Regions from separate parts of the Homo sapiens genome. Here region 1 is linked to region 2. The links are chromatin loops, found by intact Hi-C in ENCODE. Cell type or tissue: heart left ventricle. All regions are shown on one strand. Links, peaks and the distances in the headings refer to the core of each region. The heading gives the core; the rest is flanking DNA.

The links. Hi-C counts contacts between places; a loop is a spot of excess contacts. Peaks named below come from ENCODE experiments on the same cell type or tissue, not always from the same donor. Only the 100,000 strongest peaks of a DNase experiment are listed, where the experiment ranks them.
Region 1: it touches region 2 in a loop (2.2-fold over the local background); 4 of 110 quality-filtered maps call a loop at or near these places.

The regions. Positions count from the first base shown.
Region 1 is chr1:231,019,699-231,035,588 of GRCh38, forward strand. It overlaps FAM89A (family with sequence similarity 89 member A), which reads right to left. Exons shown (of 2, transcript NM_198552.3): 2 at 1-428. The coding sequence ends at 165. It overlaps MIR1182 (microRNA 1182), which reads right to left and starts at 226; the gene lies at 130-226. It also overlaps the pseudogene LOC644006. In heart left ventricle, for the core only: no CTCF peak of the experiment used is centred there; a DNase peak (open chromatin) is centred at 8,495; H3K27ac peaks cover 1,119 bases.
Region 2 is chr1:231,067,136-231,083,025 of GRCh38, forward strand. No RefSeq gene overlaps it. Among named protein-coding and RNA genes, the nearest start is that of FAM89A, 35 kb to the left of the region's middle. In heart left ventricle, for the core only: no CTCF peak of the experiment used is centred there; no DNase peak of the experiment used is centred there.

The DNA of each region.
Region 1 (15,890 bases), core at 5,173-13,172, 46 kb before region 2:
CATCCGCGGAGAACTCCCTGCCTACAAATGAAACTGGTAGCGCTCATCCCCTGTGCCCGAGGACCGTCCACAACGGAGGTGCTTTCTTGCAAGAGAAGCAGCAAATGATGACAGCGTGTCCAGTAGGAAGGGCTTCCCAACAGTCACATCCCTCCCAAGACCCTCTAGATGGACTCCAGAATCCAGTCGCTGCTGGAGAGGGAGGAGACAGGCAGTGACAAGTCCCGAGGAGGGCCTCGGTCCCTCCTGTCGTGCAGGGAGTTCTGCTCCTGGAAATATTCCTCCTCTTCATCGAAGAAGCCGTTCTCCAGAGCGTAAGTGCAGTCTGGGCTGGAGGCTGCCTGGCATGCCCCCTTGTACTCCTGAATCGACTCGTAGAGGCTGTACAGTTGGCAGAGCAAGGACATGTCCAGCTGGCGGAGACCAACCTTGAGGGAAGGGGTGGGGAGGTAAAAAACGAGAAGTCAGCACTTGAGTTTAATTTCAGTGGAACACTCAGCCGGCGATCTGCGCCTGCCAGCACATTCCTTCCACACGGCGCATGATTCAGAGCATCACTCGGATGCTTTGGATTTCCAGTTTTGAGAACACCTTAATTGTGTTATGCCCATACCTCAGACGTTACTCATTGAGTCCAGTGAGGATCGCATCTGTGGGGCAACCAGGGCAGCCTGCAGAATTTACCCTGGCGCTCCTGAGTGTGCCTGATGAAGCAACAGCACTGCATATTCTAGTGGCCCCACCTGCTTTCACTTTGGACGCCAAGAAACGAGTGTGTCACTTCCTCTCCCAATCAGACTCGGAGAAGACCCACATTGGCCTTCCCTGCTACTGCGTTAGGATCTGACTGATGCAGTCATTCTCAACTCCCAGGGGCAACAGAATGCCCTTTGCCAGTGACAGCAGCTGGCCAACGTGACATCCCCCTGGAGCACCCACCTCTGTGCAGTTCAGTGGTCAGAGGTTACACTGCCTCCCTCTCCTCCAGGCAGGGTCAGTCTTATCCCAGATGGTTCTGGGATCCCTCCCCAGAGTAACTGACTGAATATGAGGAAGCCCTGGAAGATGAAGGGCTCTACAGTTCCTCCTGAAAACTAGCCCCACAAAAACAAGCAGCAAAAGAACACAGAACATTTATAAAAGTCATATACTTGTTTATCTTCCAGTTCCTCCCTCCCCCACCACCCATCCCAGAGAAAAGAGCACGGTCACAGTCAGAACAGGAAATGCATCGTTTACACCAATACCAAAGAGAGAACAGTTAAGCCTCTTGGAAATGCAGCATAGACCAGCATCGGTGCCTCTTAACCTTTAAAGTGCATGAGAACCACCCGGGGATCTTGTTCAACAAGCAGACTCTGATTCAGTGGGTCTGGGGCCACTGGATGGCTGTGCTTCCACCAAGCCCCTATGGTGATTCCGTGCTATGCTGCTGTTCCACAGACCCTGCTCTGAATGGCAACGGGAAGAAACTCAAGAAGACACCAGGGGACCTGCCTTCGGCTTCTTGGCCCCTGAGCAAGGTATTTATCACCTTCATCTCCGTGCCTTGGTTGATGGCAAAATGGAACAATAATTTCTCTTATGGAGCTATTAGGGCAATTCAATATCAATCCACTCAATAAACAGGATTCTAATGCCTCCCGGGCTAAAGCACTAAAGATGCATGGGTACAGCTCTCCTGGGCGGCTGGAGAAGGAGCTTCTTCTCTGGAGTGCGCCGGTGGCAGCGCCTGCAGACCTAACTAGCTCCAGGACTTTAAAATACTGGAAATCTGTCCCGATCCAAATTCTTTTGCAAGCCAGATGATTAACCAGAGGGCACGAAAGGTTGAGAACATTCGACTTCCCTGCAAACCTTGGTATAGATCACTTCCTTTTCTGTTAGGAAACGAAAGGCACCAAAGAGCACAATGAGTACAAGAAAGCGTCGAGGTGGAGCAATAAATTCTAGACAAGCCCAGAAGCGAACACGGGAAGCAACCTCCACCCCTGAGATTTCCTTGGAAGCAGAACCCATAGAACTCGTGGAAACTGCTGGAGATGAAATTGTTGACCTCACTTGTGAATCTTTAGAGCCTGTGGTGGTTGATCTGACTCACAATGACTCTGTTGTGATTGTTGACAAAAGAAGAAGACCAAGGAGGAATGCTAGGAGGCTGCCCCAGGACCATGCTGACAGCTGCATGGTGAGCAGTGACGATGAGTTGTTGTCCAGGGACAGAGACGTGTATGTGACTACCCACACTTCCAGAAACACCAGGGATGAGGGCGCTATAGGCCTCAGGCCCTCGGGTACTGTCGGTTGTCCTATCTGCATGGACAGATATTCAGAGATCGTGCAGAATAGACGTCTCATCGTTTCCACAGAATGTGGCCATGTCTTCTGTAGCCAGTGCCTCCGTGATTCCCTGAAGAACGCTAATACTTGCCCAACTTGTAGGAAAAAGATCAACCACAAACAGTACCACTCCATTCATATATGAAGTATTCAGAGACGCCCAGGAGAGACGGATGGACAATCAGGTTCTCCAGTGGTATCTGCCTCCATTTTCCTGAGCTCAAAAAGACTGTTTTGAAACCCACGTCTGATATGTAAACTGCTCTTTTGTTTCCAACCCCTTCCTTTTGTTATCTCCAGTTTGATGCTATGGCGCTGGACCCAGGGCCCTCCCAGGCCATCTCTGTTCCTCTGGGGTGGTCCAGTTCTAGAGTGAGAGAAAGGGAGTCAGGCACACTGGGAATCGTGGTTCCAGTCTGGTTGCAGAACCTGCACATTTGCCAAGAAATTTTCCGTTTGGAAAGTTTGCCCCAGCTTTCCCGGGCACACCACCTTTTGTCCCAAGTGTCTGCCGGTCGACCAATCTGCCTGCCACACATTGACCAAGCCAGACCCGGTTCACCCAGCTCGAGGATCCCAGGTGCAAGAGTGGCCCCTTGAGGCCCTGAAAAGACCAATCACTGGACTTCTTCCCTTGAGAGTCAGAGGTCACCCGTGATTCTGCCTGCACCTTATCATTGATCTGCAGTGATTTCTGCAAATCAAGAGAAGCTCTGCAGGGCAATCCCGTTTCCTAAGAATGAAAAAGTGCAATAAAGGCCATTCGTTACCTACTTTTCAGCAGCCCACCAGATGTAGCACTATTAGTGTCCCCCTCAGAGGCTTAATGTTGCCTGTGGAGCAGTGCCCATCCCAGCCCATTTCTGCCCACCAGTTGTTCTCAGGAACCTTACCCATGCTCCAGCGTCCTTCACCTGGCACAGGACATGCAAGATAAATAGGACAGGCACATGTTTGGGTGTCCTCTCTTTTCTGATAAAATCCATCCGGTGTTTGCCACACGCCCTCCAGTCCTCAGTTCCCACTGCCTAACATCTGCCCCCCGTGTAGATACTGAGAGGTGGTGGCAGTAATTGTGGCCTTATCAGCCGCTCAGTTCCAGCCTTTTGCCCAGGTCACTGTTGCCCCATGTTCGGAGAACCTGGCCCACCTGACTTGGCTTTCTCATCCTTCCCAACCCCGTGCCGTTTATTTCAGAAGCCCACTGGGCTTGGATGCTTTGGGCCTTTGACTGCTCCATAGGTTATGACTGGTGAAACAGGGGCCCAGAGGACAACCTCTCCTTCACTCCACAGGTAGGTGGGAGCCTCAGGTTCGCTCAGGGGCAGCAAAGTGGCCCAAGCTGCCCCTGACAGCACAGGGCCTGGCGGTGGCTAACGAGAGAGGCCTTACAGTGCCGGCATGCCTCCTCTTCCGCTGCCCTCCTTCCTCAGAGGGCTTCAAGCAAAACAAACAGCCTTTTCGTGTGAAACATCTTCAGGGTGGGAAAGGGGCCACTTCTGGCTTTGTTAGCAATAACTGACCTTCAGTTTACCCTTCTGAAGGAGAAGGGACTCAGCACAGAATTCACTTTAGACGGGGCTGAAGGAGTGTCCCTCCTCTATGTGAAAAGAAAATTGTTTTATTCTTCATTCTGACTTTTTAACTGTTTGGCTCACTTCCAGTTAGTTTGAATGAAAATAATAATTTTCTACTTGGAGTTGAAGAGGGCAGAATCCTCAGCTCCCATCATTGTGATGTGTAGCGTGTCTGCCCCCTGACTGGACATCATTGCCATTAACTTTCTTCTGGGCATCACGGGAATGTCACAATGCCCAGACTTGGAGCAAGGCAACCTTGGAGTCAGTCCACTAATAAAATATGGTAACACCCATTTTAAAATTTCTTTAAGTTTTATCCTTGAAGACAACTTCAGTGGTTAATTATAAAAGTTGTGTACTTCGTCCTAAATTAAATTGATAAAAAGATTTAAAAATGTGTTTTGTTTCTACTATTCAGAAACTGCAAACTAGGGAAAGGTTGGTATGAAAAAATGTCTTTCCTTTTTTCAATGTACATAGTTCAACTCTTTCTTTGTTACATTTAAACTACATCCATGGATATCAGTCTGCTTTGGACTCCTCTGCTAGTGTTAAAGATGGAAATAAAACCATTAATTTGAACCAAAAAAAAAAAAAGATGCATGGGTACGCGCATGTAGAAAAGCACACAGAAAGTGTCAGAGGATTTACAGATTTTATAATTACCGAAATGACTCGTTTACCTAGCAATAAGATTTTCCACATAAGATAGTATGGCTTTCACAAAAGGAAGCTGAGGCCTGGTAAAAAGTGATCATCTTGTAAATAGATTGGGTGTTAAATTCCAGGTTTACTCTTCATACCCTCCAACTTTTCTAAATTGCCAAGTGAACACTGGCTGTCTCTCTACTATGGCCTGAATAGACCATAAAAATCAGAACTATGTTTTATTACATTGCATGCACACACACACACACACACACACACACACATTTAGAGATGGAGTCTTGCTTTGTCACCCAGGCAGGAGTGTGGTGGTATGATCATAGCTCACTGCCACCTCAAGCTCCTGGGCTCAAGGGATCCTCCTGCCTCAACCTCCCATGCTGCTGGGACTACAGGTGCATACCACCATGCCTGGCTAATTTTTTAAAGAAATTCTTTGTAGAGATGGGGCCTTGCCATCTTGCCCAGGCTGGTCTCAAACTCCTGGGCTCAAGTGATTTGCCTTGGCCTCCCAAAGTGCTGGTATTACAGGTGTGAGCCACTGTGCCCAGCCTACAGAGCATCTTTTGCTAAGACACTCAAGAAGACTTCCAGATAGAGAGGTGGGTTCTGTTGCTACCACAACTACTCTTTTTTTTTTTTTTTTTTTTTTTTTTGAGACAGAGTCTTGCTCTGTTGCCCAGGCTGGAGTGTAGTGGTGTAATCTCGGCTCACTGCAAGCTCTGCCTCCTGGGTTCACCCCATTCTCCTGCCTCAGCCTCCCGAGTAGCTGGGACTACAGGCGCTCGCCACTACGTCCGGCTAATTTTTTGTATTTTTAGTAGAGACGGGGTTTCACCGTGTTAGCCAGGATGGTCTTGATCTTCTGACCTTGTGATCCACCCGCCTCGGCCTCCCAGAGTGCTGGGATTACAGGCGTGAGCCACCGTGCCCGGCCACCACAACTACCCTTGACACCAGAATTTCTAAACTTTCTTAGGAAGAGACCTCAGCTGCAGGTCGGGAGCGTGGTCTCCAGGCCCAGCTTTGCCGTCCTCTGTGGCTTGGTTGAGGTCCCGACCCTCTGCCAGCCTATAAAATGGGGGATTTGGGCTCGCTCATCTATGGTTAGCTCAAACACTTTGTGACCCTATATAAACTGTTGCTTCTCTGTCCTAAATGAACTGCAAGCGAAAGACAGACAGTTTCCAGTACTGTACTCAGGAGCAAACTTTATTCAATGGCATCTCAAAAGCATACCTTGAATAGGCAAGCAATGGGCAACTTAAGAGATGCCCAGGCCACCACACCCTAAGGCAGACACCACTGCTTGCTCTTTTTCTTGATTAGAGTTCGAAAGGATGTGTGTCTGTCAAGAGGGAGGGAAACAGCATATCTGGCATTTGTGTTTTAAAAATTATCCATAGTTTGGGAATTTTCTATTAAAAAAAGGAGAGACAGGGAAAGAAAGAAGGAAGAAAGGAAGGAAGGGAGAGAAGGAGGGAAAGAAAAGTCAGTCAGTTTAGGAATTTTCTATTGAAAAAATAAATAAATAATACAAAAAGTACCCAGATGATGCTGATGCTCAGTTCCAGCAAAGAACCAGTGATCTTGACACAAATATCTTTCTGATTTTCCTGGGCCACTTATATTTATTATCCTGTAAGCCTGGAATTTCAGGCCAGCCAAGCAGAAGAGCACAGAATTAAAAGTGCAGGCTCTGGAACCTGCCTACCTCCCTGCCTGGGTTCAGATCTTGGCTCCGCCACTCACCAGCTGAGAAACTGTGGATAAATTGCTCAGCTCCTAAAAAAAAAAAAAAAAAATCAATAGCCTCTATTCTCATTGTTAGTATTTCCATGGTTTCTTTTCCACTCTGCTAGTGGGCAGACTCACCTCAGGAAGGAGCAGCAGGTACAGCCAGGCTCTGAAAACAGAAGCGCCCCATCCCACTGTGTTCCTCCCGCTCCTCTCCCAATCCAGCACTGAGGTGGTACATGAGAAGGAACCAGATGGTCACCTTCGCTCAGAAGACAGCCAGCATAGTCAGGCAGGGTGACAACGTGCCAGTGACACTGCCTCATGAGGAAGGGAAACTCTCAAATAGGAAAAGACTTGGGATATCTTACCTCAAACCCCAAAAGGAGGACCTTCCAAACCACTGCACTCCTCTCCAAACCAATACGATTATTTTATACAAAGTCAAAGCCTCCCAGCCTGGAGGCCCCACAGAGCCCTTGATGCTGGGTGTGACAGCTGAGCATCCAAACAGATCTAATTTAACTCTCTCCTAACTACTACCCTTTAATCTGAAGGTCATTTACTTTCCACCACCCCATGCCCTAAAACAAAAACCAAACCTGTGTTCTTCTCTCCAAGCTAAATATCTCAGGCCCTTCCCCTATTTTCATTATGACCTCTCGTCCACTAACACCCGTGGCCTTTCCTCTAGACTTACTCCTGTTTTCCAGGATTCCTCTGCAGAATTGCATCTGGATGCCATCAACATGCCCCCAGGAGTCTGACTCGGCCAGCTCTGACGTCCCTATCTTTGCTAGGATTTCATAAAAGAAATAATAACTTTAATCGAGAAAGCCACACTCTCTCGGGGTCACATAGTATGTGCTCAAAAACCATGGAAGAAGATCATCTGGAATCCTAGATCTACTCTCCTGCTGAGTCCCTCTGACACCAGTAGGGTGGGTAAACCCAAGACTCGATTTCTTACCCCAGGAATGAATAATGGAAAAACACCTAAGTAGCAGTGGGCACCCTGGTATCAGAGCAGGTCTGCTTTTCTCCTTCCTGGGATGGTTTGAGGTCGGCCCAGGTAAACACAGGAGCCTGAACGCTTCTAGGTTTCAAAGGCTCTGACTCCCCATGACCCCATTCCAGCCAGACACGTGGCTCCAGGCTTTTCTCCTGACAGTGCCATTTCCAAGGTATTCCCAGGCCCACCGAGGTGATGCACCCGGCAGGGAGTCGAAAGCAAAGAGGATCTCTCCCTGGACACTTCTGCACTGTAGCACCCAGATGACTCACAAAGCTGCCTTGTCGTCAGGTGGAACACTGGCCTAGAAAGGAATCCTGACCGCCTAGGAATACAGCGCAGCCCCGCACACACCTATTACACAACCCGACACATGGCAAAAGTTCAGACGGATTTAACAAGGATTAGACGCACACACATACATATGCACACGCACACACACGCCTACACACCTCCCAGCCTCTCAATGCCACTGTCTTCAGGCACCAGACTAAACTTCCTGATTTACCAGAAATCCTCTAAATCAGCTCGGAGGACATAAGGTAAGTCACTGCACAGTAAACCAGACTTCCTAGCCCGGGCCCCTCTTCCTCAGCTGTGGCTGTTTAAACAGCGACACTTAACATTTTCTAGAGGGAGGTGGAAGATCCGTAGGCAGCACTCCACCATCTGGTCTGACTGTTCTTCAGGCTTACGCCCTTGACTCCCAACCTGCACAGCCCCGACTGTCCCCCATGACACCCTCATCCCCACTGCATCTGTGAATGCTCCTCGACCACCCGCCCTGTACCTGATTCCCTCCACTCTTCAGACTGTGATTGGTTCAGCCAGTGTTCATCCTTTGCCCTCGGCGTCTCCACCTGTCTTAGGACATTTACTACTCTCTATATTATCGGTGTGCACACAGGTCTTCTCTCTCCTGACACAGGACAAGCTCCATGAAGGCAAACACCATTTCCCTTTTGGATCTCTCAGCACCCAGCCCAGAAACTCAGAGCAGACAGGCAGATATTTGGTGAATCAGTGAAAACGCCTGGCTGCAGAGATCTCACCCTCCCAGAGAACACGTAGCCGCAGAAGTGGCCTGGCAGTGGGGTGGTGCTGGCACCCACAGACCCTCTGGCTGCATCCCTCGGGCAGTCACAGAGGTGCAGACTGAACGGGCAGCCGCCGAGTGCCCTGTACACAAGGTGTCCCTGTGGGAAGCATCAGACCACTGAGTCCCCGCGTGCCTCCCATCACATCAAGGGCCAAAGACACCCAACCAAGTTTCCTCCAGGAGCGCTCTTTAGAGGGCAGATCTGGTGGTCAGTCTCTCTACACTGAAGGTATGTGGGTCTTGGATGCAGGAAGGGGAGAGAGCAACCATCCAAAAGGACTTGATTGCAAGACATGGTTAAGTCACCATGAACAAGAACTTCTCACCCTTCCAGAAAAAGAGTGGCTGGGGAGCCGCCGAGCAAGCCACTCTCCGAGCAGAAGCAGCCTGGATCTCAACGGTGTGTTCTCGCATGCCCTTGGAGGACGGCTGGTCTCCACATTCACAGCTGGATTCAGAAAATACAGCTCTCTTTTGAAAGCACACGTTTTGAAAATGCAGACAGGCTCATTTAAGAAAAACATGGAATGCTCAAACCCTGCAATTTGTGGTCCCTTATTCTCCACTTTAAATTCAAGAACAATCAGCAGCTTCCATGGCCGTAAACTGCGAGCGCAGGTCCTTCCGCTCTCTGCTCAGGCTTCCTGCTTCCTTCCTGATCATTCACTCCTCTTCTCCCATGCCCAGAGCTCCCCTCCACCCCTCCCGCAACACACACAGGTGGCCCCGAGAGCCACAGCATTCCCAACAATGGGGCCAAACAAGCCCAAACCACCCTTGAAACTGCTTCCTTTCACTTGGGATTTTCAAAACAGTAGGCTCCACATACAAATACACTCCAGACAGGGCGGTGGCTCCCAGCTGGGTGTTAAGTCACTGAAAGTCTCTGAGTATCTCTGGAGGCTGCATGGGGGAGAGAGTTCTTCCTAACTTAAAGCAAGGACAATAGAAATATGACCACTAGGAAACAAGGCTTAAAAGATGAGAGGAACCTTTAAAAGGAAATTTGTGTTGATTTAAACCAAAACATCATGAAAAATGTTAAGATTTTTTTAGAAATTAAAAAACTGCCATTTGCAGATTACAGGCTCACGCCTGTAATCCCAGCACTTTGGGAGGCTGAGGCAGGAGGATCTGCTTGAGCCCAGGAGTTCCAGGCCAGCCTGGGCAAGATGACGAGACCCTCATTTCTACAAAAATATTTTAAAAATTGGCTGGGTGTGGTGGTACGTGCCTGTGGTCCCAGCTACTTGGGAGGCTGAGGTGGGAGGTTCACTTGAGCCCAGGAGGTTGAGGCTGCAGTGCGCTGTGATCGCACCACTGCACTCCAATCTGGGCAACAGAGCAAGACCCTGTCTCAAAAAAAAGAAAAAAAAAAAGAATGACAAAGGCCCTTGCCTAAGGCCATCTAGTCAGTGGCAGAGTGGGGAGGTGACCAGATCTGCAGGACTCTGAAATGGGTGCTTTGACAATCACCCTGCACTGCCTGTACAGGGAAGATGAAGAGAGAGGCCCCAGTCTCAGCAGTGGTATAGCAACCTGCTTGGATCACAGGCCATTTTTATTCCTGGCTTTTCTGAATTTTCTAAGTTTTCTATTGTGAAAATGTATTAACAATGAGAAAACTTTCACAGTTATCTTTTAAAAACACAATGAATGAGTAAGTATATACAGATGGCTCACAAATTTATTTTAAAGACTTGGTAAATGCCCCAAATCTAATCACAGTGTCTAGTTTATATCCACAGGCCTGGACTGTAATTGAAGAAAGCAGAGATCCAATCGATTATAACCTGATTTCTGATAAAAGATATGTTGACTGAAGGATGCTGCCCTGCATAGTGTTTAGAAAAAGCCGAAGAGAGACTTCATCAGTGTTGATGCAGTTGGAGACGGGCTATGAGCCCAGCTACCCAAGCTTGACAGAAACACCCTTGAAGGACTCTCAGCTCCCTGGTGGGTTCCAGCTCTGTGCTCACTAAACGGCTTCTGATGACCTGGTCTCCTATGTAGCCTTCTCCTCCCATGGGCGGAAACATATTCGTGTCATCTGGTCAGCTTCATCTCCTGTTAATATTTTAGACCTGCCAAGCTGAGGACTAGACTCTAAAGCGCCATCAGGATTCAGAGACAGAAGATAAACCGGGTTGCATGACTGTGCCCCCAGATTAACCCCCATTAAACCCAAAGCACATCCCACCTCTATACTTTCCAGGAAACTCCTCTACCAGGTAAAGCTGTTTGAATTGGATTTTCTGCTAACTTACAAGTGAGGGCATCCACACTGACACAGAGACTGTTCTGCAATTTAACAATTCTCAGAAGGACATTCTTGTTTATCTCTAACCTAAACTAACATTCATACAAACTAAGCCCATTTCCTCTTGTTCTGTCCTGGATATAGATGAAGAAAAGCAATTGACCATTTTCTTTAAGAAATGTCTTTGTACATTCTTTTATTTTTTTTCTGATTATAAAAATAAACACTCTAATTGTATTATAAATTCAAATGGTTCGTAATCATACAAACCAGTTCTCCTTAATTCCCTGTTATAAAATAGCAGACTTCAAATGTTTTGGTCTCCAAACACTCTAAAAAATTATTGAAGGTCCCAAAGAGCTTTGGTTTATGTGGGTTATACCTATCAATATTTACATTACTAGAAATTAAAACTGAGAAAATTTAAAAGTCACCAACCAGGTGAGGTGACTTACACCTGTAATTCCAGCACTGTGGGAGGACAAGACAGGTGGAGCACTTGAGCCTGAGAGTTCGAGACCAGCCTGGACAACATGGCAAAACTCTATCTCCACAAAAAATATAAAAATCAGCTGGGTGTGGTGGCATTTGCCTGTGGCCCCAGCTACTTGGGTGGCTGAGGTGGGAGGATCACCTGACCCTGGGAGGCAGAGACCACAGTGAGCCAAGATCTTGCCATTGCACTCCAGCCTGGGCAACAGAGTGAGACTCTGTCTCAATAATAATAATAATAATAATAATAAACCTATTACATGCTAACACAAATAACATTTTCATAAATCTTTTTAAATATCTGGCTTATCTGGTTCTGCATTTGGTCCTTTGTGACGTGCTGTTTTGGTTGAAGTAAATGAAGAAAATCTGGCCTCATACAGCTGTATAACTGGGAAATGAAGGAGTATTTCAATAGCCTTTTCAGACAATTGTGGATATTCCTCTTTGCTACCGCCCTTTAGTTGACTGCTGTTTAGTGTGGAATTTGGAACTATACCAATGAAATGTTCACACTCTATTACATTAAAACCCATCAGTCTTGCACTTTGAATGGATCTTTTAATATCAAGCACAGTCATATGAAAAAAGTGGAAAATTGATTCAATAAATTATGCAGGATCTTCCAAATGTTGGTACATTTTCTTATATAATAACCAAAAAGTCACATTTGTCAATATCACCATCATATAATTATGGACCCTCTGAAAGAATCTCAGGGGCCCCTAGAGGTCCCCAGACCACACTTTGAAACTGTGGTTCTTCAGATATCCACTTGTAGTAGTTTAGCATATATTCCTCAAAGCACTATGCACACTCATATTGTTTTTTCTCTACTGTTACCACATACACAAAGTTAGGTAAGTACTGTTTTGTAACTTTACACTGTGAACATCTTTCTATATACATATATAGTTACCATATTCTTTTCAACAATTGTACAGTATTCTATCACTATTATAAAAAATCCTGCAATACACATCCATGTATAAGTGCCATTATCCACTTGTGTGGATGCTTCTGTAAGGTACACTTGTGAATATGAAATTGTGGGGGACAAGGAGGACAAGGAGAGAAGAATGCCCAAGGCGCCTTTCCAATCCTCCCCAACCCCGGGCCTCAAGTCCAAAGCAATGGGAAAATGTAATGGGAAGAAAGACGTTTACCAATAAAGTGATTCAATTTGGACTACTTTTCATCACAAAATAATTTTATGTCTGTATTGGTATAAGAAAGAGTCAATAATTGGCTTTAGCTGTATGAAGATTTAACAGTCATACTGCAAACATTTTACATCCCTTTTGTGACCTAACTTAAACATATTTTAAAATTATATTGCAATTCTGCTTTGCTATTTAATAGAAAGCCATTTCAGAGTTTTTAAAAAATGCAATTACAAGGTCAAAAGACAGGCACATATTCAATTTCAGAGGTATTACCAAACTGCGCTCAAAAAACCCTGCAGCACTTTACACCGCCCCACCCCACCCCGCCCCCGCCAGCCCCCACCCCCCACCCCCAGCAATGCATGAGAAGGTTTACTTCTCCAAACCCTCACTGTGACAGGATCATGCTTTTCTACCTTTGTCAGTCTTGGAGGTACAACATGATACCTTATTGTCTTAATGTATACATCCGTGGTTATAAGGAATGTTAAACACCTTGCCACTTCTCTTTTAGCAGCATTTAATTTGGATATTTTATATCCAATTTTAATTGCAATTGAGAGTCCCAAAGAGCTTTTGTTTATGTGAGCTATACCTGTCAATATTTACCTTATTAGAAATTAAAGCTGAGAAACTTTATTAATCCATTTAGGTTAACCAAATCACCCACCTAAGAATACACTCGCTTTCACCTGCATCTCAGTCACCTTCTTCCTCAGCCTAGGCTCTCCTGGCTGGGACAGGCCTGGGGTTCCCCAACAATTACCCGCTGACTAGGGAGCTCTGGGCAGAGGACAGAGGCCCTCCCTTCTCCCCAGATCCCTCCACTGGTCAAAGATGGTGCCTCCCTCCCGAATCCTTGAGACTCAGAAAGCGCACACCTGCAAAACTAGGCCAGCTCATGGCTGTCGGGGCCAATCAAGGAAGTGAACAGAGAGTGCCCACAAAAACGGGAAAGGCCACATGTCTTAATGAATTTCTGTAGACTTCTAAAGTAGGCTAAAGGTTTTTCTGTCTCCAGAGTTCCTGGGAGAGGGTGACCATCTGTGTTAAGTGTCTGTGGGGAACGAGCCACAGGAAGTAGTGAGCAGCCTTTATGACTCCTGTCTAATCATCACTTCCAAACATTAGGAACACGTGGGCAAAGGCCAAGGCGGCCAGGAGGCCAGGGCTCCATATGGAGAATGACACTGGCAACGGGGGCAAATATCTGAGCAGCCAGCCTCGGGGGATCGCTTCCTGAGCATGGAGTCTGTGGTCTGTCTGGTTTCCTCCACAGCATTATGAAAAGCTTGGTTTTTCAAAGTGGGGTCTAAAGTCTCCATGGAGTTCCTGCAGGCATTCCCAGAGCGAAACTGCGAAACTTCCATCTGCAGCTTGGTGGGAGTGAACTGCAAGCCAGGCATGGTTCCCTTCTTGAACCCTCCCTAAACATCCTTGCCCACCTGGCCTCAGGGGGCTACAGCCATGTCGGTGAGACCAGGACCCAGAGCAGGGGAGGCACCGCTGTCTGCAAGGTACAGAAATGCCAGGGCTATTGCTCACTTGAGGCTATCTGCAAATGAAGAGGTGCCCACACTGCCAATTATTGGGGCACCTTTACATTTACATTGAACAGATGCTTACCTTTAAACAAAAGGGAAAAAAAGGAGAAGGGTTGTAAGATATTTATGAGTTAGGAAAAATATCAATTTATAGTACTTTGCAGGTAGGTACAGTAATAGAGCAAAGTTTAAAGTGGTATTTTTACTTTTAATCCTTTATATCTTCAAATCTCGGGAGAAGAACTCTAACCTCACTTGGAGATAGCATCAAGTGAATGAAGCCAGGCAATGACCCACACACTGCCCTTACTGTCCCCCACCCCACACCAAAGACATGGGCATGCTTTCATACACACAAACTAATATATATTCTTTTTTCAGTTTTTGCTTTTATAGGGTGGACATTGGGATGGGGATGGGACAAGTACAGGGTAGCAGTGGCCTGAAAATCTTAATAACTGGTGTAGACAGCCTAATTTTTGATGAACTGAGCTCAAGAATAGCAAACTTGTACCTTTCTTCCTTTTCTGCTTCCCATTCTTTGCATTCAAGGAATTCACAGCAACTAGGTATAGCTGTGAAGTGTCCTTGGGGACCCCAAGCAATATGCTTGGTGACAGGCCCCGCACGTGTGCCCAAAAGTTATGACAGAGCCAACTTCTTCTGTAGGCATCAGAAAGAACCATAGAGGCATGAGGGGTAAAGAATACTGCCATGGCCAAAAGGACCCTTTATGGCATTTAATTCTCATTTTCCCAATAAGAGATTTTAGCCCAAAAGAGTGAAGTGGCTTGTCAGAACTGTATCACATAGTTTATTAACACCAAATTCGAGCTTTTGATCCTTGATTCATGTGCTTCTCCAGTCTTAAACGGCTTGTTAAAAATGCAGATTCCTGCTGAGCACAGTGGCTCACGCCTGTAATCCCAGCACTCTGGGAGGCTGAAGCGGGCGGATCATCTGAGGTCAGAAGTTCGAGACCAGCCTGACCAAGATGGAGAAACCCCATCTCTACTAAAAATACAAAAAGAGCCGGGCATGGTGGCGCATGCCTGTAATCCCAGCTACTCAGGAGGCTGAGGCAGGAGAATCACTTGAACCCGGGAGGTGGAGGTTGTAGTGAGCCGAGATCGCGCCACTGCACTGCAGCCTGGGCAACAAGATAGAAACTCTGTCTCAAAAAAAAAAAAAAAAAAAAAAAGGCAGATTCCTTCTCCCAGCTACTGATTCCAGAAGCACAGAATGTGGCCCTAAAATCTGCATTTGGGCAAGCAGCCTAGGAGATTCTGGAGCTGGCGGTCCATCCTTTGGGGATCGCTGTGCTAGACTATGCTAGTGGAAAGACTAGTGAAAACAGACAGTATTAAAGGCCGCTAGACATCCCCAGTCTCCTCTGACCAACGCCAATCAAGAATGCTGCACTAGGAGCGAATCCCCTTATTCTAAATGGCACTTCATAGCCTGACTCAATCACAGCCTCTTAAAGACTAAAACTTCCTCTGTAAGACACTGGTTTCACATAAAGGATAAGGACTGTACTCCACTGGGGTGTCAGCTATTCCAGCTAATGAGCTGGAATCCAGTTCACTGGACAAGCTCATTAGGCATTTAGTTGTTTCAACTAAAATGTAGGAAGGCTAATTGTTACTAGTTTCACAAATTCAACTTTTTTTTTCCTTAGGTTCAATTCTTTACACAACATTGCAATTTGGGAATTCAAAAGTTCTGTGTGGATGACTTCCCACTCTGCACAGGTGGGAGACCAAAATAACTGATAGTTTAAAGAAAAAAATGAGGCGAAGAGATTCCAAATCAAAGCTACTAGACCTTGCTGCTGACTGTGGGAGCAGCTGAACCCAAGAATCCCCAGGGATGCTGCTCCTCAAAGATCTCCTGCCCCCAGGGCTGAAGGTCTTTGTGTCTCTACACTCTAGTGTGACTTCTGGTTACCTGTAAGGTTGATGATCTAACCTCGCACGGGTGCTGGGAAGGGC
Region 2 (15,890 bases), core at 3,481-11,480:
GAGCTCCATGCCCCTTTATGGGTCCCATGCATAAAAAGGCAACATTAGCATGATCCGAAGGGGCAGCTTTCAGTCCTCTGACATCAAAAGGTGAAGCAGAGGGCATGAAAACCTGTACTGTGCATTCTCCGAAAACTGGCCAGAGCCAATCCATGGTAGGTGATCTCTTATCAGGCAAAAGAGGAGAAGCAGTGTCCAGCAGCTGGTTGATCTCAGTGGTAGAGTCTTTTGAAAGGGCTGGTTTCTGTTCAGCCCTCAGGGAAAAAAGCTTCATTGCAGTTATTGAGGGAGAGGGTATAGCAATGTGTGTCTGATCTGCTATCCCATCACAGCTGAGAACTCAGTTTTCAAGGTTACTCTGGGCTTCCCATGGCCAAGCAAAGGTCCATTCAGTTAGGTGGGGGGCTTAGAATTTTTTTTTTTTTTTTTTTTGAGACAGGGTCTTGTTCTGTCACTCAGACTGGGGTGCAGTGGCATGATCGCAGCTCACTGCAAACTCTATCTTCTGGGTTCAAGAGATTCTCCTGCCTCAGCCCCCTGAGTAGCTGGAACTATAGGTGCATGCTACCATGCCCAGCTAATTTTTGTAATTTTTGTAGAGACAGGGTTTTTCCATGTTGTCCAGGCTGGTCTCAAACTCCTGAGCTCAGGTGATCCGCACATCTCCACCTCCCAAAGTGCTAGGATTACAGGTGTGAGCCACTGCTCGGGGCCAAGGCTTAGAATTTTATTTTTAGTTGACACTTTCATCTGACTTACTGTTGAACTAAACCAGAGGAGGTTCAGGGCTTGCAAGCTGACTGTTGCGGTCTTTCATCACTGGGGTGGGCTGGTAGGGGCAGGACAAAATTTGAAGGCCCCAGAAAGACCTCTGCTTTGCAAACCCTGATGTTATAGCCCTCATTTGTATCCTTCTGTGTGCTCTCTGTGGATTAGGGTCTAGACAGGAGGTAGCACACTGATTAGTTGGGAGCCCCAAATCCCCATGATGGAGGTGTCGTTTCCTACTGCAGTCATTTTTTGTGTTGTTGTTGTTGCTTGTTTGTTTGTTTTGAGATGGAGTCTCACTCTGTCACCTAGGCTGGAGTGCAGTGGCGCAATCTCAGCTCACTGCAACCTCCACTGCCTGGGTTCATGCGATTCTCCTGCCTCAGCCTCCCAAGTAGCTGGGATTACAGGCGTGTGCCACCATGCTCGGCTATTTTTTTTTTTTTTTTTTTTTTTTGTATTTTTAGTAGAGACGGGGTTTCACCGTGTTAGCCAGGATGGTCTCAATCTCCTGACCTCATGATCCGCCCACCTTGGCCTCCCAAAGTGCTGTGATTACAACTGTGAGCCACTGCGCCTGGCCTGCAGTCCTTTTTACACTGTGTTCACAGAAGCCCCCGATGCTCTCAGGAGCCCCTCCAGGGCACCCAGGCAGAGGAAGTGAGGATGTGGCATAGCAGAGCTCTGCACTGACGCCCTCCGTCTGCTTCAACAGAGCAGACACAATTTCTTCTACTTTCTGCATTTATTGGGTTTCTGGGTAGGATTTTATTTCAATAAAAGCTTATTAGTTAAGGTTCTTTGGCTGAAAGCTATAGAAACCAACTCAGGCAAATAAGCAAAGAGGATTTATTGGAAGTGTGTAGGGCTGGGGTGTTTTCCAAAACCAACAACCAATTTTCTGATTTTTCTGGACACTAGTTGGGTGTTCTACAATTCAATTTCATTTTCACACAAACTACCCAGAGTTAGCACAGACCTCACGGCTTAGGGGCTCAGTGCCGCAAGACACCTCCCCACCTCAGACAAAGCCAGCTGCAAATCCCAGGCCTCCTGAGCTTCTGACCTACCAGCTATAAATCAGGGGTTTCCATGACACTCTCCTTGAGTTCAATGATTTGTTAGAATACCTCGTGTAACTCAGAAACTCTTAGTACTACTGTTTTTTTGTTTTTTGTTTGTTTGTTTGTTTGTTTGTTTGTTTGTTTAAAAAAAGCATACAGCCGGGCACAGTGGCTCACACCTTTAATCCCTGCACTTTGGGAGACCGAGGTGGGTGGATCACCTGAGGTCAGGAGTTCGTGACCAGCCTGGCCAACAAGGTGAAACCTCGTCTCCACTAAAAATACAAAAAAAAATTAGCCAGGCATGGTGGCACGTGCCTGTAATCCCAGCTATTCAGGAGGCTGAGGCAGGAGAATCGCTTGAACCTGGGAGGCGGAGGTTGCAGCGAGCTGAGATCAGGCCCATTGCACTCTAGCCTCGGTGACAAAGCAAGACCTTGTCTCAAAAAAAAAAAAAAAAAGCATACAACTCAGGAACAGCCAGATGGAAGAGATGCATCAGGCAAGGTGTGGAGGGTGCACGCAGAGCTTCCATGGCCTCTCCAGCTGCACCTTGCTCCCTCCCGACACCTTGATATGTTAATCAGCACAGCAGCTCATCAAATCTTATTCAAGAGTTTAAAATGGTGCTTAATCTCCAGCTCCTCCGCTTCCTGGGGCCAGTGAGTGGGGCCAAAAGTGCTGACCCTCTAATCACTTGATTTTTTGGTAAACCAGCCCACTCTGAGGGTATCTAGGGGCCCCACCCTAGTCACCGCATTCGCATAAACTCCGGCATGATCAAAGGTACTCTTTGTTGTAAACCAGCACAGCCACTGAGGAAAACAGTGAGGAGAGGTTCCTCAGAAAAACGAAAAATAGATTCACCATGTGATCTAGCAGCCCCCTTGGGTACATACCCAAAAGAAAGGAACTCAGTGTGTCTAAAAGATATCTGCAAACCATGTTTATTGCAGAGCTACTCACAACAGCCAGGATATGAAAGCAACCGCAGTGTCCATCGGTGGATGAATGGGTAATGAAAATGCGGTGTATATACACAATGGAATATTATTTAGCAATAAAAAAGAATGAAAGTCTGTCAGCCAGGTGCGGTGGCTCATGCCTGTAATCCCAGCACTTTGGGAGGCCGAGGCGGGCAGATCACGAGATCAGGAGATCAAGACAATCCTGGCTAACGCAGTGAAACCCCATCTCTACTAAACAAAATACAAAAAATTAGCCAGGTGTGGTGGTGGGCACCTGTAGTCCCAGCTACTCGGGAGACTGAGGCAGGAGAATGGCATGAACCTAGAAGGTAGAGCTTGCAGTGAGCCAAGGTCATGCCACTGCACTCCAGCCTGGGTGACAGAGCGAGACTCTCTCTCAAAAAAAAAAAAAAGAATGAAACTCTGTCATCTGCAGCAACATGGAAGAAACTGGATGTCATTATGTTAAGTGAAATGAGCTAGACACAGAAAGACAAATATTGCAAGTTCTCACTCATATGTGGGACCTGAAAAAGTTGATCCAATGTAGGTGGAGAGTAGAATGATGGTTACCAGAGGCTGGGAAGGGTAGGTGGAAGGGGGATGAAGAGACGTTGGTGGTTAATGGATACAAAATCACAGTTTGATAGAAGGAATACTTCTAGTGTTCAATAGCATACTGTAGCATGACTATAGCTAACAATAATTTATTAAATACTTCAGGTAGCTGGAAGAGAACATTGGGAATGTTCCCAACACAAATAAATGATAAACATTTGAGGGGATGGATATGCTAATTACCCCGCTTTGATCATTACACATTCTATACATGTATGAAAATATCTCCTGTACCCCATAAATATGTACAATTATTATCAATTAAAAAGGGGAGCTCCTTATGAATAACAAAAGGCATTCTTATCACTCAGGAAATTCCAAGAGTTTTTGGCGTTCTGTGCCAGGAACTGTGAACAAAGACCAAATATATCTCTTAAAATACAACAGCAGATCTGATGAGATCACAGGAGAGGCTGAGGAAGCAGGTGTGGAATCAAGCATCCTCGAAGGTCTTGGCAGGAGGGCTTGCTCGTCTCTCTCTGCTGCTGGACGTGAAGAACTCAGACTGTCTCCATCAGCACATCACCCCTCTCAGGAGTCTATGCTGTGGAGGGGAGAGGAGGGCCCACCAGGCAGCCTGCTGGGCTGTCAGCCTCCGTGGCGGGAGAAGGGCACCTGCCTCTAGATTCTTACTGAGACAGCACATACCAGAGGGGCTGCCAGGAAACAGCAAATGTGCACATGCCTCGCAGGGGCGAGAAGCTGGGTGTCAAAACCAACAAATGCCCATTACAAACATCCTGGAAATTACCATGAGTAGAAAAAAGCAGTCACAAATCAGCCACCTGTTCACTCCTCCATCCCCCTCCAGATGTGCCAAGACAGCTGCCAAATGTGCTGCTTTCCCAGTGGGTTAGGAGCATGGGATCCATCAGACAGGCAACTCAGTTCTCTCTCAGCTCTTCTCGGCCTTACCTCAGGGAACCACTGGTGCTGGATGCAAAGAACTGGTGACTTCTGCCATTCCTACTCTGTCTACACAGACGGCATCCTAATTCCACCCCATGCCATGTGTCAACACTTGTGAATCCTTGCTAATGCAGGACAGGAAAATGGGAACAGGTTGGCAGCACAGAGAAGATGGTGAGGGGAGATGAAACAGACAGTGGAGAAGGAAAATATGTTAAGTCGCTGCTTACTGCAGAAAGTGTCACTGTAGGCCGAGCGCAGTGGCTCAAGCCTGTAATCCCACCACTTTGGGAGGCAAAGGTGGGTGAATCACCTGAGGTCAGGAGTTCGAGACCAGCCTGACCAACATGGTGAAACCCCATCTCTACTAAAAATACAAAAATTAGCCAGGCCTGGTGTCGGGTGCCTGTAATCCCAGCTACTCAGGAGGCTGAGACAGGAGAATCACTTGAACCCAGGAGGTGGAGGTTGCAGTAAGCCGAGACCGTGCCCATTGCACTCCAATCTGGGCGACGAGAGTGAAACTCCATCTTAAAAAAAAAAAAAAAGTGTCACTGTAACTACCCAGTGGGTTCATCCTATCCATTGCCCAGATAATAGAGCTGATTTATCAAGATGGGGGAATTGCAACAGAGAAAGAGTTTAATTCACATAGAGCTGGCTAAATGGGAGACCAGAGTTTTATTATGACTCAAATCAGCCACTTGGAAACTTCAGAGGCTAGGGTTTTTCAAGGATAGTTTGGTGGGCAGGAAATGGGTGCGGCTGATCGGTTGGGGATGCAATCACAGGGGTGTGGAAAACGGTCCTCATGCGCTGAGTCTGCTTCTGGGTGGAGGGCCACAGAGGAGCTGCTAGTCCGAGTGGAGTCATCTGGTCGTCAGAAATGCAAAAGTCTGAAGAGACATCTTAAAAGGTCAATCTTAGATTCTACAATAGTGATATTAATTACAGGAGTAATTGGGGAAATTGCAAATCTTGTGACCTCTGGAATAATGGCTGGTAACTGTATATGCCGGCATCTTAGCAGAATTCAGGCCCCCCTCATCCTCTTAAACTTATGACCTTTTATTTACTTTATAAAGGCAGTTTAGTTTTAAGGAGGGTTATCATTTATACTCTAAACTAAATTTCTCCCAAGTTAGTTCAGCCCATGCCCAACAATGACCAATGGCAGTTTGGAGGTTAAAGGCAAGATGGAGTTAGTTACGTCAGATCTCTTCCACTGCTATAATTTTCTCACTGTTACCATTTCTGGAAAGGTGTTTTAATCAGTACAAAAGGCAAAAGTGTGCCTCTGGCTGCCCTGAAGGTATACCAACACCCCACAGAGGGCAAGAAGGACCCAAACGCTGTTGAGACTGAGCCAGCTGTCACAAGAATGCCAGAGGGCAACAAGAGTGTGTATTAAGTGTGTGCACTGTAAGCCTGCGATGGGATGGACTGCTTCCAGGTCACATCCTGTCCTAGAGACAAGCAAGAGACTGGGGAGCCAAGCTTGTAAGGCTCCCAGCAGAATCTGTCTCATTTTAATGAAATAATAATTTTAATAAAATTATAATCACTTTAATGAAATGATGAAGACCCAGCATTACCAGTACTCTCTTTGTTGCATTCTAACCTCCTTTCCCTGGACTCATAAATCAAGCTTTACAAGAGTCGTTGAATTTCTGTACAGAAGTCCAATCATTGGGCAGGAAATGGGAGGATGGTGTTTCTGGATCCTTCTGGGAATGGGAGGAATTGTCCTGCGAATCCATTCTAGGTGCCCCCAATTCGTAGACTCCCCCGGGCACTCTTGATGGTCCATTCAGGTTTGTTTAGAAACCCCAATGGTAGCGTAAACAAAAAATAAAATCCTAAGTCCTCCACTGACTGAATGGATTCCCTCTGGGCCAAGGAGACCCCAGAAAAAAACCTTAAAAACTGAGTTTCCAGCCATGATGAGACAAGAGGTCAGACACGCCTCATTATACCTCCTCCCTTTTAGGGTTTAGACACAGCAACTGACCAGCATTCATGTTAAAGTAGACATGACAAAACTGACTCTCTGTGATAATAAGATAACAAATTATCAACAGGACAGAAGGCCAGGCCAGGCAAGGGCCTGCATCCCTACACTTAATGAATCCCTACACTTAATGAATCAACTGTGTTCTAACTGCCACAAGGCTTTTCTTTTTCTATAGCAGCCAAACAAGCACTGGTCTCGAAATAAACAATTGGTAGCTAATCCAGCTCATAGATGCTGTGATGAGCGGACTGGTGGAACGGAACCCCTGTTCCACCAGCCATAACTACAGCTTTCATTGGACAAGAGACTGATTTCAACGATTTTCTCCAGATAAGAAGACCCCTGACCACACACTGGTCCTGGCCAGTTTTTAGAGGCTGCACACTTCAGTGCCTTCCTGTCCTGAAAAGACCTTTTGACATATAGGGCCTCATTGTAACACATTTCAATGTTAAGACTCCACCCTAAGGTGAACATGGGTTCCATGTAACATGCATGTTTGTTCAATACACATGCCTCAGGACCACCTTCATGAATATTCATAGCTCCTCTTATAACATGTTGAATAGGTATGTTTGGCCAACCCTATTCAGCTTACATTCCTGTCCAAGCCCTCCTCCTTCAAAGTGCCTATCTCTGGTCTTTGCAGGATGGCCACCTTGCAGGCTGTAACGCTTTATAAGAAATAAAGTCTCCTTTCCAAACATACAGATTTGTGCATTTTTCAGTTAACAATAGTGATGACTAAAGCTTTGTAGGAAGTTGGAGAGCGTGTTGAGCAGCCTTGCTCTTTGGCAGATAGGTCAGAGATCATTCATTCTGAACTGTGGGCCAGAAAAATCACAGTCTAGACCAGCTATAGTCCAAATGTTTACATCCCTCCAAATTCATATGCTGAAATGCTAACCCCCAAGGTGATGATATTAGGAGGTGGGGCATTTGGGAGGTGCCTAGATCATAAGGGTGGAGCCTTCAGGAATGGGATCAGCGTCTTTATTTATTTTTATTTATTTACTTTTTTGAGATGGAGTTTCACTCTTGTTGTCCAGGCTGGAATGCAATGGTGCGATCTCAGCTCACTGCATCTTCCGCCTCCCAGGTTCAAGTGATTCTCCTGTCTCAGCCTCCAGAGTAGCTGGAATTACAGGCACCCGCCACCACACCTGGCTAATTTTTTGTATTTTTAGTAGAGATGGGGTTTCACCATATTGGCCAGGCTGGTCTCGAACTCCTGACCTCGTGATCTGCCCACCTCGGCCTCCCAAAGTGCTGGGATTACAGGTGTGAGCCACCGCGCCTGGCCAGTGCCTTTATTAAGAGAACTTGGAGAGCTCTCTCTCAACTTCTACCACGTGAGGACATAGCAAGAGGGGACCATCCATCAGGAACAGGCCCCCACCAGACACTGAGTCTGCTGGCATCTCGATCTTGGAATTCTCAGCCTCCAGAACAGTGAGAAATAAATTCTTGTTGTTTATAAGCCACCCAGTCAATGCTATTCTGTTATAGCAGCCTGAATGGACTAAGACAGGGCCCTGAGTGATTTTTCAATAGGGGACTATCATCTCTCACAAGCAAATGCTTTGGCACTGGGTTATTTTGAGCTGTGCTGGGTAAATATGACCAAGAGGCAGCCCAGGCCTACACAGACTGTTTGGGTTGTGGAGGGGGCCATACTCACCTGTGCCCTGGTCTCTGAGGTCTGGGAAAACAGCACCTGCACCTGCCATTCACCAGCACACCCAGCACAGTGTCGGAGCACAGTGTCTGTACACAGTGTCAGTACACAGGCAGTGCCCGCAGAACCTTTGAAGAACACAGCATGGAATCTCAATGCTGTTCCACACGCGATTCTCTCAACCCAGGTTAGGATTTGACGCCTTCAGGGCTGAGACATCAGAAAAGTGCTCCTCAGGGTCGTTCAAGTTCATCTGCCTGTAAACCCACTCGAGAGAGAGTAAGGCTAAGGAGGTTTAATTGTATTTTTTCCAGGCGAAGCCAGGAGAGATCTTCCTTAAGCTTCCTTAAAGCTTTTCTGAACCTGGAAATGAGCCAGACATTTAGGTGTGTCTTATGTTCCGTGATAGGTAGATTAACTGTAGCTGCTCCTAAAAATGATTTCAGGACAAAGATGTTATCAGATGAAGGCAAGGCCACAGATGCTTGTACTTTCTCTTTAAATAACGTAACTCAGCGTTGCCAGTTTTCCGTCGTCCGAAGGACACTTCCCTCACTCATGTAACTCAGGTTGGCCTTACCCAGAGGACTAATCCTCAACAGGCTAGGAATATCTTAACTACCATGTCTGTCTATTAGATGCCTGAATTTTTACTTACACAACTTCCAAGCTGTTCCAGAAAGGTTTTAATGCAATGACTGAGGACTGTGTGGTGGGGGAACTAGAAGACAGTAAAAAGAATCTCAGACTGAGAATCGGGATCCCAGATGATCGCCCTGTTTGCAAACACTCACCCACCCTGGGACCCCCTGATTCCTTAGCAATGAGGAATCTGGGTTTCCAGCTTTGGCATTCAATGATCTGAAATGAAAAGCCAAACAAGAGTCAAAACTGGGATATAACCTGAGAAACCTGTATCCCATTGCAGGGCCTCTTGCTATCCTGGGACCTCAGAATGGTTTACAATTCTCCAAAGGGTAGAAGTGCAATTTGAGTGGAAGGAAATGCCTTGGGACTTTATCCTGCCCCCTAATCAATGACAAAAAGCCTTCTTCTCATCAGATGTTATACATCATCCTTTCGGGATGATACGATCAGAGTCCATTTCTGTGATTCATTATGTCCCCAATAAACATTTTGAAGAAGAGGAAACAGCTGTCCCTTTTAAAAGACTATTTTATGCGAATCACTGTAAATAAACAGGATTTTTAAAACTCAGACTCTCTCTGAATGTTTGCTTTTCTAACATCCCTCTAAAACTTCAGCAAACTCAAGGGTAAAGCAATGCCACAGGAGCTACTAAAGCCAGTTCCTTCTCTCATTAGCGAGGTCTCCAGAGACCAACAGAAACCCCCCATGCAAACCATGCCTCCTTCTCCAGCAGGCAGGCACTTCCACAGTGCTTCCCAATTATCCACTCGGATAGTGTGAGGCTGCACTACCCTGCTGGATAATGGAGATATGAAGAAGAGCTAATGTGCTTCTGCCCTTGAGGACTCCACAGTCTAGCTTAGTGAGGGAGACAAGATGTGAACACATAGCACCACGTGGTGTAGTGTAGTGCTATGGGCTGAACTGTGACCCTCCTAAATCCACATGTTGAAGTCCTAACCTCTAGTACCTCAGCATGCCACTGTATTTGGAGATAGGGTCTTTGAAGAGGTAATTAAGGAAAAAGGAGGTCATCAGGGTGGGTCCTAATCTAATATGACTGCTGTCCTTACAAGAAGAGGAGATGACACAGAAACACATGGAGGGAAGACCATGAGGATACGGGGAGAAGGCAGCCATCTGCAAGCCAAGCAGAGAGGCCTCAGGAGAAACCACCCCTGCTGACGCCTTGTTCTTGGACTTCCAGCCTCTGGAACTGTGAGTATAAATTTCTGTTGTTGAAGCTACCTAGCATGTGAAACTTTGTTATGGCAGCCCTAGCAAATGAACACAGAGGACAATGGTGGAGTTTAGGGCTTCAGAGTAGTGGCAAGTCAAGGTCGGGAGGAATGTGGGAATTGCAGGGGGACGGTGCACCATTGTCATTGGCACCGTATCATAAACTCCTGGAGAAGTCACATCTGTGTGTTTATGTGACTGCAACTTACCTGGAAGACCAAAGCAGTGCTCTCAATCTTGGCTGCACTCCAGAGCCCCCTTAGAAGCCTTAAACCCCTGATGTCTAGGCCTCACCCTGAGAAGATCCCCCACCAGGTCGGAATCTCTGTGGCTGAGATCCAGGCCCCCATGGAGGCTGAGCCATGAGATGGGCAGGAGAGGAGTGGATCTTGGCTGAGGGAGACACCACCAAGGAAACCGAAGGTGTAGGGACCCTGAGTCTTCCCTATTGGATTCAATTTAGGATTTCATCACTTGTATATGTAGAAATGAACAGTATATGGCTGTAGGAGGATTAACTGGAATCGATAAATGCCATTGTCATTTGCATTAATTCTCCCCACCTTAGTGTGAACGAATTCTTTTGTGTGCATCCCAGCAAGGCAGGAGGATAAGGAGGAATGAAGAGCATTGACTTTGATTGACAACGGGCCGCATCAGGAGGCTGTAGAAGCTAGTGGAGTACTAGAACCATGAATTTGTGAGCATGCGTGATACACACACATATATATGCACACAATGTACACATACAGTATTTATAAAAACTTATATTTTTAATATAAAGTAAGGATTATACTGTATATTTGGTTTTTATCTGGACTTAACATTATATTCTTTAGAACATCTTTTTCAATGGCTGTTACATTTAGTTATACGTGTACTATGATTAATTTTACCATTTTCTATGTTTGACTCCCTGAAGTGGGACTGAATATAAAGTCAAACTCTATGAATTTAGTGTCAGTCCTGAACTAATACCATTTTTACCCAATCTACATTTTGACAGATTCCAAGAAACACGATAGGTGAGTCCCTGCAAGCTTCTTTTATCCTAGAAGGACATTCTGTAGCTGGGGTCCCTGGGTCCCTCTTTCCCCACTCTCTGGAAAAACTTACAATATAACTTTAATCTTATCTCTCATGTGTCTTATGTTTCTCCTTTCTTTTGGATCCCTTCCATTGTCCTGAAACGTCCTCAAACTTTTCCCATCTAAAAACTACATCTTTCTTCCACTTCACTTTCCCTTCCAGCTACTGCCCTATTCTCTATTTTCTCTTCTCTTTCCAGTCACATGTCTTAGAAGCTCTGCGTACACACGATGTTCCTATATCTCACTTCTCACAGGGTCCTCCCTCATTCCAACCTGGCCTCTAGCCCATCACATTATAACATGGGGTGTCCTAAGGCTGCCAATGAACTCCATTACGCCACCCCCAAAAGGGATATTTAGTGCTTATCTTGGTTGACCTTCAGCAATGACCTCCTCCTTCTTTTTTTTTTTTTTTTTTTTTTTTTTTGAGATGGAGTTTCGCTCTTGTGGCCCAGGCTGGAGTGCAATGGTGCGATATTGGCTCACCGCAACCTCTGCCTCCCGGGTTCAAGCAATTCTCCTGCCTCAGCCTCCCAAGTAGCTGGGACTACAGGCACGCACCACCACGCACAGCTGATTTTCTGTTTTTAGTAGAGATGGGGCTTCTGCATGTTGGTCAGGCTGGTCTCAAACTCCTGACCTCAGGTGATCCACCCTCCTCCGTCCTCCAAAGTGCCGGGATTATAGGCGTGAGCCACTGCACCTGGCCCGACCTCCTCCTCCTTCTTTAAATATGTCCTTCTCCTGGAGTGGAAACAGACATCCTACTCTAAGGATTTTCTCCTATTTCTGTGATTACACCTTCACCTTCTTGCCTCAGTGTTCTATATTCAGCATGAAATTTTGGAGTTCCTTAAGTCTTGGTCCTGAGCCTCCTTCTACTCTGTTCTCGCTCACTGGTCTTTCTCACCATGCCCACAGCTTCAGTTACTGTCACATAGAATGCTCCGTAGCCTCTGTCTTCCACTCACACATGTCTTCTGAGCTCCAGATTCATTAACCCCACTGGCTACTAGATATCGCTACCTGGGTGTATAAAGGCACCTCAGGTCCCAAACCCAATCCTCCTCTATTGTTCTTAACTCAGTAAATAGCAGCATTATCAGTGGAGGTGTGCAGCCCTGGAACCAAGGAGTTATCTTTATTTTTCTTTTTAAAAAAATATTTCAGCATTCTCACTCCCTGTGTCTGTCCCCAAACCCTGCTGGTTCGATTAAATCTTCCTTTGTCTCCACCTACCGTCACTACCTTAGTCCCAGCCTCTAGCCAACAGGGCCTGGATCACTCCGACTCTCTGAGACCTGATTTATTCACATTTACTCTTACTCCAATTTCATTTCAGTCTCCACACTGTAACCGGGTTATAGAATTAACTGGGAAGTCACTGAGGGTTCTAACCAGGGCAGTGGTGTGATTAGATTTGCCACTCTAGTTCTTTTAATTGTGTTGTTAAGGTGTCGATTTTAGATCTCTCCTGCTTTCTCTTGTGGGCATTTAGTGCTATAAATTTCCCTCTACACACTGCTTTAAATGTGTCCCAGAGATTCTGGTACAGTGTGTCTTTGTTCTCATTGGTTTCAAAGAGTATCTTTATTTCTGCCTTCATTTCGTTATTTACCCAGTAGTCATTCAGGAGCAGGTTGTTCAGTTTCCATGTAGTTGTGTGGTTTTGAGTGAGATTCTTAATCCTGAGTTCTAATTTGACTGCACTGTGGTCTGAGAGACAGTTTGTTGTGATTTCTGTTCTTTTATATTTGCTGAGGAGTGTTTTACTTCCAACTATGTGGTCAATTTTGGAATAAGTGTGATGTGGTGCTGAGAAGAATGTATATTCTGTTGATTTGGGGTGGAGAGTTCTGTAGATGTCTATTAGGTCTGCTTGGTGCAGAGCTGAGTTCAAGTCATGGATAACCTTGTTAACTTTCTGTCTCATTGATCTGTCTAATATTGACAGTGGGGTGTTAAAGACTCCCATTATTATTGTGTGGGAGTCTAAGTCTCTTTGTAGGTCTCTAAGGACTTGCTTTATGAATCTGGGTGCTCCTGTATTGGGTGCATATATATTTAGGATAGTTAGCTCTTCCTGTTGAATTGATCCCTTTACCATTATGTAATGGCCTTCTTTGTCTCTTTTGATCTTTGTTGGTTTAAAGTCTGTTTTATCAGAGACGAGGATTGCAACCCCTGCTTTTTTTTTTTTGCTTTCCATTTGCCTGGTAGATCTTCCTCCATCCCTTTACTTTGAGCGTATGTGTGTCTTTGCATGTGAGATGGGTCTCCTGAATACAGCACACCGATGGGTCTTGACTCCAATTTGCCAGTCTGTATCTTTTAATTGGGGCATTTAGCCCATTTACATTTAAGGTTAATATAGTTATGTGTGAATTTGATCCTGCCATTATGATGCTAGCTGGTTATTTTGCCAGTTAATTGACGCAGTTTCTTCATAGTGTCGATGGTCTTTACCATTTGGCATGTTTTTGCAGTGACTGGTACCAGTTGTTCCTATCCATGTTCAGTGCTTCCTTCAGGAACTCTTGTAAAGCAGGCCTGGTGGTGACAAAATCTCTCAGCACTTGCTTGTCTGTAAAGGATTTTATTTCTCCTTCACTTATGAAGCTTAGTTTGGCTGGATATGAAATTCTGGGTTGAAAATTCTTTTCTTTAGGTATGTTGAATATTGGCCCCCACTCTCTTCTGGCTTGTAGGGTTTCTGCAGAGAGATTGGCTGTTAGTCTGATGGGCTTCCCTTTGTGGGTAACCCGACGTTTCTCTCTGGCTGCCCTTAACATTTTTTCCTTGATTTCAACCTTGGTGAATCTGACAATTATGTGTCTTGGGGTTGCTCTTCTCGAGGAGTATCTTTGTGATGTTCTCTGTATTTCCTGAATTTGAATGTTGGCCCGCCTTGCTAGGTTGGGGAAGTTCTCCTGGATAATATCCTGAAGAGTGTTTTCTAACTTGGTTCCATTCTCCCCGTCACTTTCAGGTACACCAGTCAAACGTAGATTTTGTCTTTTCACATAGTCCCATATTTCTTGGAGGCTTCGTTCATTTCTTTTCACTCTTTTTTCTCTAATCTTGTCTTCTCGCTTTATTTCATTAATTTGATCTTCAGACACTGATATCCTTTCTTCCATCTGATCGAATTGACTATTGAAGCTTGTGTATGCTTCACAAAGTCCTCGTACTGTGGTTTTCAGCTCCATCAGGTCTTTTAAGCTCTTCTCTACACTGTTTATTCTAGTTAGCCATTTGTCTAACCTTTTTTCAAGGTTTTTAGCTTCCTTGCGATGGGTTACAAGATGCTTCTTTAGCTCGAAGAAGCTTGTTATTACTGACCTTCTGAAGCCTACTTCTGTCAACTTGTCAAACTCATTCTCTGTCCAGTTTGGTTCCCTTGCTGGCGAGGACCTGCAATCCCTCGGAGGAGAAGAGGCGTTCTGGTTTTTGGAATTTGCAGCCTTTCTACTCTGTTTCTCCCCATCTTTGTGGTTTTATCTACCTTTGGTCTTTGATGTTGGTGACCTACAGATGGGGTTTTGGTGTGGATGTTCTTTTTGTTGATGTTGATGCTATTCCTTTGACAGATTATTTTTAAAAATATTTGTTAATTCATTCAAGATAATAAACCTATTACATGTTTATACAAATAAATTTTTGGTTTTTGGAGACGGAGTCTTACTCTGTCTCCCAGGCTGGGGTGCAGTGGCATGATCTCAGCTCACTGCAACCTCCACCTCCCGGGATCAAGTGATTCTCCTGTCTCAGCCTCCTGAGAGCTAGGACTACAGGTGCCTGCCATCATGCCTGGCTAATTTTTGTATTTTTAGTAGAGATGGGGTTTCACCACATTGGCCAGGCTGGTCTCAAACTCCTGACCTCAGATGATCCACCCGCCTCGGCCTCACAAAGTGCCGAGATTACAGGCATGAGCCACTGTGCCTGGCCACAAATAAACAAATAAACAAAATGAAATATGACAAGAACTATACTGCATTATGTTCTTGCCCATCTCTTTAATGTCTGGCTTAGTGGAAAACAGCTGACTTCTCTGTCATATCTGCTTCTGCATTTAATGTGTTTTGATAAGTTGTTTTGGTGGAAGTATATAAAGAAAATCTTACTTTGCACAGACATGTAGTTAGAAAATGGAGTTCAATAGCCTTTCAGATACTGAGGATTTTCTTCTTTGATTCTACATCAAAACTCAACAAGAGGTAGTTTTTAAAGGCTAGTTGCAATGTGGAATCTGAGATTTTATCAATGAAACTTTTATATACTTGTTTGTTTGCTTGTTTGTTTGAGACAGAGTCTCGCACTGTCACCTGGGCTGGAGTACAATGGCGTGATCTCAGCTCACTGCAACCTCTGTCTCCCAAGTTCAAGTGATTCTCCTGCCTCAGCCTCCCAAGTAGCTGGGATTACAGGTGCACACCACCACACTTGGCTAATTTTTTATATTTGTAGTAGAGACAGCGTTTCACTATGTTGGCCAGACTGGTCTCGAACTTCTGACCTCGTGATCCGCCCGCCTCAGTCTCCCAAAGTGCTGGGATTACAGGCATGAGCCACCACGCCTGGACCTTTTATATATTTTTACATTAAAATCTATCGGTCATCCTGCACTTTGTTTTTGTTTTTGTTGTTGTTGTTGTTTGTTTGTTGTTTGTTAGTTTTTTAAGACAAGGTCTCACTCTGTTGCCCATGCTGTAGTACAGTGGTGCAATCATGTCTTACTGCAGCCTTGACCTATTGGGCTGGAGTGATCCTCCTGCCTCAGCCTCCTGAGTAGCTCGGACTACAGGTGCGCACCACCATGCCCAGCTAATTTTTAAAAATTTTAGCAGAGATGAGTTCTTGCCATGTTGCACAGGCTGATCTTGAACT